Linked DNA regions of Homo sapiens: region 1 is linked to region 2. Evidence: chromatin loops called from intact Hi-C (ENCODE). Cell type or tissue: dorsolateral prefrontal cortex. All regions are shown on one strand. Each heading gives the region's core, and the rest is flanking DNA. Links, peaks and the distances in the headings are about the cores only. Region 1 holds the start of LOC102723870 (a long non-coding RNA gene). Region 2 has its middle 6.2 kb from the start of BSDC1.

Region 1 (2,910 bases), core at 299-2,798, 210 kb before region 2:
CAGCCTTCTTTTCAGAAAGAAAGTCTGGCTCTGTTGCTCGGAGTACAGTGGCATGATCATAGCTCACTGCAGCCTTAAACTCCTGGGCTCAGGTGATCATCCTGCCTCAGCCTCCTGAGTGGCTGGGACTACAGGCATGTGTCACTATGCCTGACTGCTGTTTTTTTGGGAGACAGTATAACTACCCAGTGGGTTCACCTTACCTGCTGCCTAGACAGAGGCGATTTATGAAGACAGGGGAATTGCAATAGGGAAAGAGTAATTCACGCAGAGCTGGCTCTGCGGGAGACCAGAGTTATATTATGACTCAATTAAGTTTGCCCAGTATTTGGGGATCAGAGTTTTTAAGGACAACTTGGTGGGTGGGGGGAAACCAGTGAGCCGGGAGTGCTAATTGGTCAGGTCACAGATGAAATCATAGGGAGTGGAAGCTGTCTTCTTGCGCTAAGTCAGTTCTTAGGTGTGGGGGGGGGGGGGTCACAAGATCAGATGAGCCAGTTTATCGATCTGGGTGGTCCCAGCTGATCCATCAAGTGCAGGGTCTGCAAAATATCTCAAACACTGATCTGAAGAGCAGTTTAGGGAGGGTCAAGATTTTGTAACCTCCAGCTGCATGAATCCTAAACCATAATTTCTAATCTTGTGGCTAATTTCTTAGTCCTACAAAGGCAGCCTAGTCCCCAGGCAAGGAGGTTTGTTTTGGGAAAGGGCTGTTATCATCTTTGTTTTAAACTATAAACTATAAGTTTCTCCCGAAGTTAGTTCAGCCTCCACCCAGGAATGAACAAGGATAGCTTGGAGGTTAGAAGCAAGATGGAGTCAGGTTAGATCTCTTTCCACTGTCTCAGTCATAATTTTGCAAAGGCAGTATTTTGCCCAGGCTGGTCTCAAACTCCTGGCCTCAAGCAATCCTTCCACTTCCTCCTCCCAAAGTGCTGGTATTACAGGCGTCAGTCACTGTGTCCAGCCCCCTCTTTAATTCTAAAGAAGGTCCACAGTGCTTGGTGAAGGGGTGTCATCATTCTAGAGACAACCCTGGGAGCCCGTGCCATCTGCACAAGTGACATGGTAGCTAGAATCTTAGTTTATTAAGCTGGGCAGGCTGAGTCACTCGTTTCTGCTTTTCCCTCTCCTTTCTCTTCTCCAGACTTATTTCCCGTCTCCTACTTATCTACTGTGGCTTTTTCCTGTGCTAATCTAGCTTTCTTTCTCCCATATCTTCGTTGAGCATCTATATTCAAAAGCCTGCACTTCAGGCCAGGCGCGGTGGCTCACGCTTGTAATCCCAGCACTTTGGGAGGCGAGGTGGGTGGATCACATGAGGCCAGGAGTTCAAGACCAGTCTGGCCAACATGGTGAAACCTCGTCTCTAATAAAAATACAAAAAAATTAGCCGGGCATGTGGCGCACGCCCATAATCTCAGATACTAGGGAGGCTGAGGCGGAAGAATCGCTTCAACCCGGGAGGCAGAGGTCACAGTGAGCTGAGATCGAGCCACTGCACCCCAGCCTGGGCGACAGGACGCCAGTGAGATGCCTCTGGCCAAATCCCACGGGAGTGGTTCCCTGGCATCACGCGTCCAGGCTCCGCCCCGGCCCTTCTCGCGGCTCCCATTGGCTCGGCCGCGGACTCCTGGGGCGCCGACACCTCCTACTGGCCGCCGCGGCGAGGTCAGGGAGCAGGGCACTGGCCAGTCCCAGCTGAGTTGGGAGGTGTCGGGGACGCAAGTGACTTCACAGAGCACAATGTCATAACCTTAAGTAACACCAGACAACTTTTCCTAAAGTGGGGATAAGATAGGCTTGCTCTGTAGGCTGCAGGTCTTAAGCACCTGCGGCGGCATCTGATCGCGCGGATTCGAGTCCCCTCCGCCCCTGAGTCGTGGCGTGGCTTCCAGGTTAGTCATTCCAGTGCACAACCCCCCAAGTCCAACTGTTTTAAATGAGGACGGTGCTGGATCTAGTCGGTGCCTGGCAAATGTGGGCTTTTTATTTTTATTTTTTAATTTATTTTTATATTTTTTTTCTGAGATGGAGTTTTGCTCTTTTTGCCCAGGCTGGAGTGCAATGGCATGATCTCGGCTCACTGCAACCTCCGCCTCCCGGGTTCAAGTGATTCTTCTGCCTCAGCCTCCCGAGTAGCTGGGATTACAGGCGCCCACCACCACGCTCTGCTAATTTTGTATTTTTAGTAGAGACGGGGTTTCACGATGTTGGCCAGACTGACCTGATCTCAGGTGATCCGCCGGCCTCGACCTCCCAAAGTGCTGGGATTACAGGCGTAAGCCACTGCGCCGGGCCAAATGTGGGCTTTTTATAAGGCGTCCACTACACACGACAGAAAAATGCCTATTTCCCCCTATCGCCCCCAGAGTCTAGCTAATCTAGCTTTAGGAGTGTCTGGTAAATCCCAGGCCTCTCCGACGGGGGCGGTGGGGGAAGGGGGGTCTAGCTGTTAGACTGAATAACTTTCCAGGAAAAGTAGTTGTGACGAAAAACAGGACTGAAAAGGAAGAGTTTCTACCCCTTAATCTCGCTCACTGGCATAGTCATCCCTGAAAATAATATATAAAGTCATGGTTTATAGAGGGTTCACTTGCTTGAACGTGATATCCATTGTTTAGGGAGAAAAAACCCAGGCTTTTTTATCTATTTGTTACTTTTTTAATAGACAGTGTCTCACAATGTGGCCCAGGCTGGAGTGCAGTGGCGCAATCATAGCTCACTGCAGTTTTGAATTCCTGGGCTCAAGGGATCCTCCCGCCCCAGCTTCGCTTCCCAAATAGCTGGGACTACAGGCCTGTGCCACCATGCCCGCCTAATTTTAATTTTTTGGGTTTTTTTGGTGGAGGTAGAATGTCACTGATGCCCAGGCTGGCCTCGAACTCCTGGCCTCAAGTGATTCTCCCA
Region 2 (2,910 bases), core at 94-2,593:
AGAAGAAGAGAGGCCCTCAGCTGCTGGGGAGTCCCTGCCAAACTCAGTCCCCCACCACACTGAGAATCTCCCCCTCCTGAACACTGTTTCCATGCCAGGCTCCCTGAAGAATGGGAGGGGACTATGAGACCGCACTTTGTCATGTACCATCAATAAAGTCCCCTGTACCCAGCCAAAAAAAGTAAAGTGAGCATAAATGATAGTGAAATATATAAAAGTAATTACATAGTGATGAGTTTGGGTTATTTATTACCTTTGTTTTTATTTTATTTATTTATTTTTTAGAAATGAGCTCTTGCTCTGTCACCCAGGCTGGAGTACAATAGTGTAATCATACCTCGCTGTAACCTTGAACTCCTGGGCTCAAGCGATCATCCTGCTTCAGCCGCCTGAAAAGTTGCGATTATAGGTGTGAGCCACCACACCCAGCTCTATAACTTATTTAATGGTAAGTTTATAAAATTTAATTAAATAATGTCCGTGTTCAACAACCAGCTTTTAAAATTCCTTTTTTTCTTTTTCTTTCTTTTTTTTTTTTTTTGAGACAGGGTCTCCCTCTGTCACCCAGGGTGGAGTGCAGTGGCTCGATCCCTGCTCACTGCAACCTCTGCCTCTCAGGCTGAAGTGATTCTGCTGCCTCAGCCTCCCAGGTAGCTGAGACTACAGGCGTGAGCCACCACACCCGGCCAAAATTCCTGAAATGTTAACAATCAGCTCTAGAGGGCTGAACTAGAACCAGTCCATGGGCTTTTAGGCATTCCCTGTGCTGCCTGCATCAGTAACTTAGGCATTTTGGTCTTACACTGGGTTCTACAAATTACGCAGCCAGTCCTCCTGCCAACTCTATGCTGGAATCTGCACGCCAAACCGAGGGCGGGCTTGGGCCTTGGAAATTTCTGAAAGGCTTGAGTCACCTCCCAGGATTATCCCAGGCCTAGCAGCCTTCCACGGAGGAACCCCACCCTGTCCAGAGGAGCCAGAAGGCCTCTCCTAGGAGCCGGGGAGATAGGGAGCCGGGGAGCCCGGGAGCCAGCTTCCCGTGAAGAATGAGTCCACAGCACCATCTGGTGGCACCTGGGTGTCAGGGCTCCTTGGGAGCAAAAGCCAGGATCCTGGGATAAGAATCACCTGCCAATTCTAATGGGGTGGGTAGGGGGAGTAGGAAAAAAATCATCTGCCAAAAGGGGTCCAGCAGTGTCAGAGGGGGGATTTGAGTCAAAGGAGGGTCTGAGGGTGTGGGATTTACCTGCATTCATACTTTGCCTAAGAGCTGCAGGAGACTGTAGAGGCCCCAAGGACAGTGAAAAAACTGAATTTCAGAGAGAAAAAGTGACAACTGCCCATAAACCAGTATTAAAATCTAGCTCTGCTGACTCCCAAACCAGTGTTCTTTCAACATACTGTTTAACTCAACAGATGTCCATTAGCCCTCTACCAGCGCCTAGCATTGTATGAGGCTCTGAGGACAGGGGTAAGGAGGTAAGACAATCATAATCCCTACATGAGGACTTTATGCCTTGCAATGTGCTAGGTGTTTTATTTATTTTCTTTAGTCATTACAACAACCAGAATTAGTATCCCAATGTTAAGGATGAAGACATTGGCCGGGCACAGTGGTTTATGCCTGTAATCCCAATACTTTGGAAAGCCAAAGCAGGTGGATCGCTAGATCCTAGGGGTTCGTAGACCAGCCTAGGCAACATAGCAAGACTCCATCTCTACAAAAAAAAAAAAAATTAAATTAGGCATGGTGGCACATGCCTGTGGTCCCAGCTACTCAGGAGGCTGAGGCAGGAGGATCACTTGAGCCTAGAAGGCTGAGGCTGCAGTGAGCCATGATCATGCTAGTGCAGTCCAGCTGGGGTGACAGAGTGAGACCTGCCTCAAAAAAAAAAAAAAAAAAAGGATGAATATGTTTGATGCCAGAGGTTATGGCAGTGAAAGGAGCCAACGGTCAAGGTACTGGGGTGAACAGATAAGGAAGACCAAAGAAACCCAAGCAAAGGGTCCCACTGAATCCACAGTCACTAGGGACATCATGGGCGAGCACTCTGCTGGGCCTGGGGGTGAGGAATGAGACAAGGTGAAGATAACGAAGGACAGGATGCCTGCAGCTATCATCTGGGTGGGGAGGCAGGACATAAGGTTGGAAGAAGTTAAGACTAGCATGAAATGCACAGAAGCTTGATTTTATTAGACAGCCTTGGGTTCAAATCCGAGTTCTGCCATTTCCTAGCTGTGTTACCTTGAGAAAGTCACCCCATATCTCAGAATCTTAGCTTTTTCACTTTTATTTAAAAAAAAATAATAGAGGCCGGGCACAGTGGCTCATGCCTGTAATCCCAGCACTTTGGGAGGCTGAGGCAGGCGGATCACCTGAGGTCAGCAGTTCAAGACCAGCCAGGCCAACATGGCGAAACCCTGTCTCTACTAAAAATACAAAAATTAGCTGGGTGTGGTGGTGCACGCCTGTAATCCCAGCTACTCAGGAGGTTGAGGCAGGAGAATCGCTTGAACCTGGGAGGCTGAGGTCGCAGTAAGCCAAGATTGCACCACCGCACTCCAGCCTGGGCGACACAGTGAAACTGTCTCAAAATAATAATAATAATAATAGAGATAGGGTGCCATTATGTTGCCCATACTGGTCTCAAACTTCTGGGCTCAAGCAATCCTTCCATCTCAGCCTCCCAAAATGCTGGGATTACATGAGTCACCGTGCCTGGTCACCTTCTTCATTTATAAAATGTAGATTAAAAATAGTTCCCACCTCATTGAGCTTTTGGGAAGGTACACTGTATAAAGTGCTCACCCCAATGGCACCGTTAGATCTGTTAACAGTAGCATTCAATCATTTGATCACATCATCTTCACAACACAAATCATTTCCTTATTCCAAACCTTTGGTGACTC

What was found. Hi-C counts contacts between places; a loop is a spot of excess contacts. Peaks named below come from ENCODE experiments on the same cell type or tissue, not always from the same donor. Only the 100,000 strongest peaks of a DNase experiment are listed, where the experiment ranks them.
Region 1: it touches region 2 in a loop (2.0-fold over the local background); 6 of 110 quality-filtered maps call a loop at or near these places.

What each region holds. Positions count from the first base shown.
Region 1 is chr1:32,611,031-32,613,940 of GRCh38, reverse strand. It overlaps LOC102723870 (a long non-coding RNA gene), which reads left to right and starts at 1,451. Exons shown (of 3, transcript XR_426677.5): 1 at 1,451-1,898. RefSeq lists a silencer at 1,556-1,665 and an enhancer at 1,434-1,935. In dorsolateral prefrontal cortex, for the core only: a CTCF peak has its summit at 1,617 (motif pointing left); DNase peaks (open chromatin) are centred at 1,610 and 2,271; H3K4me3 peaks cover 1,635 bases; H3K27ac peaks cover 965 bases.
Region 2 is chr1:32,399,164-32,402,073 of GRCh38, reverse strand. It overlaps the pseudogene GAPDHP20. Among named protein-coding and RNA genes, the nearest start is that of BSDC1, 6.2 kb to the right of the region's middle. RefSeq lists an enhancer at 1,162-1,281. In dorsolateral prefrontal cortex, for the core only: CTCF peaks have their summits at 856 and 1,065 (motif pointing left); a DNase peak (open chromatin) is centred at 1,043; H3K27ac peaks cover 1,216 bases.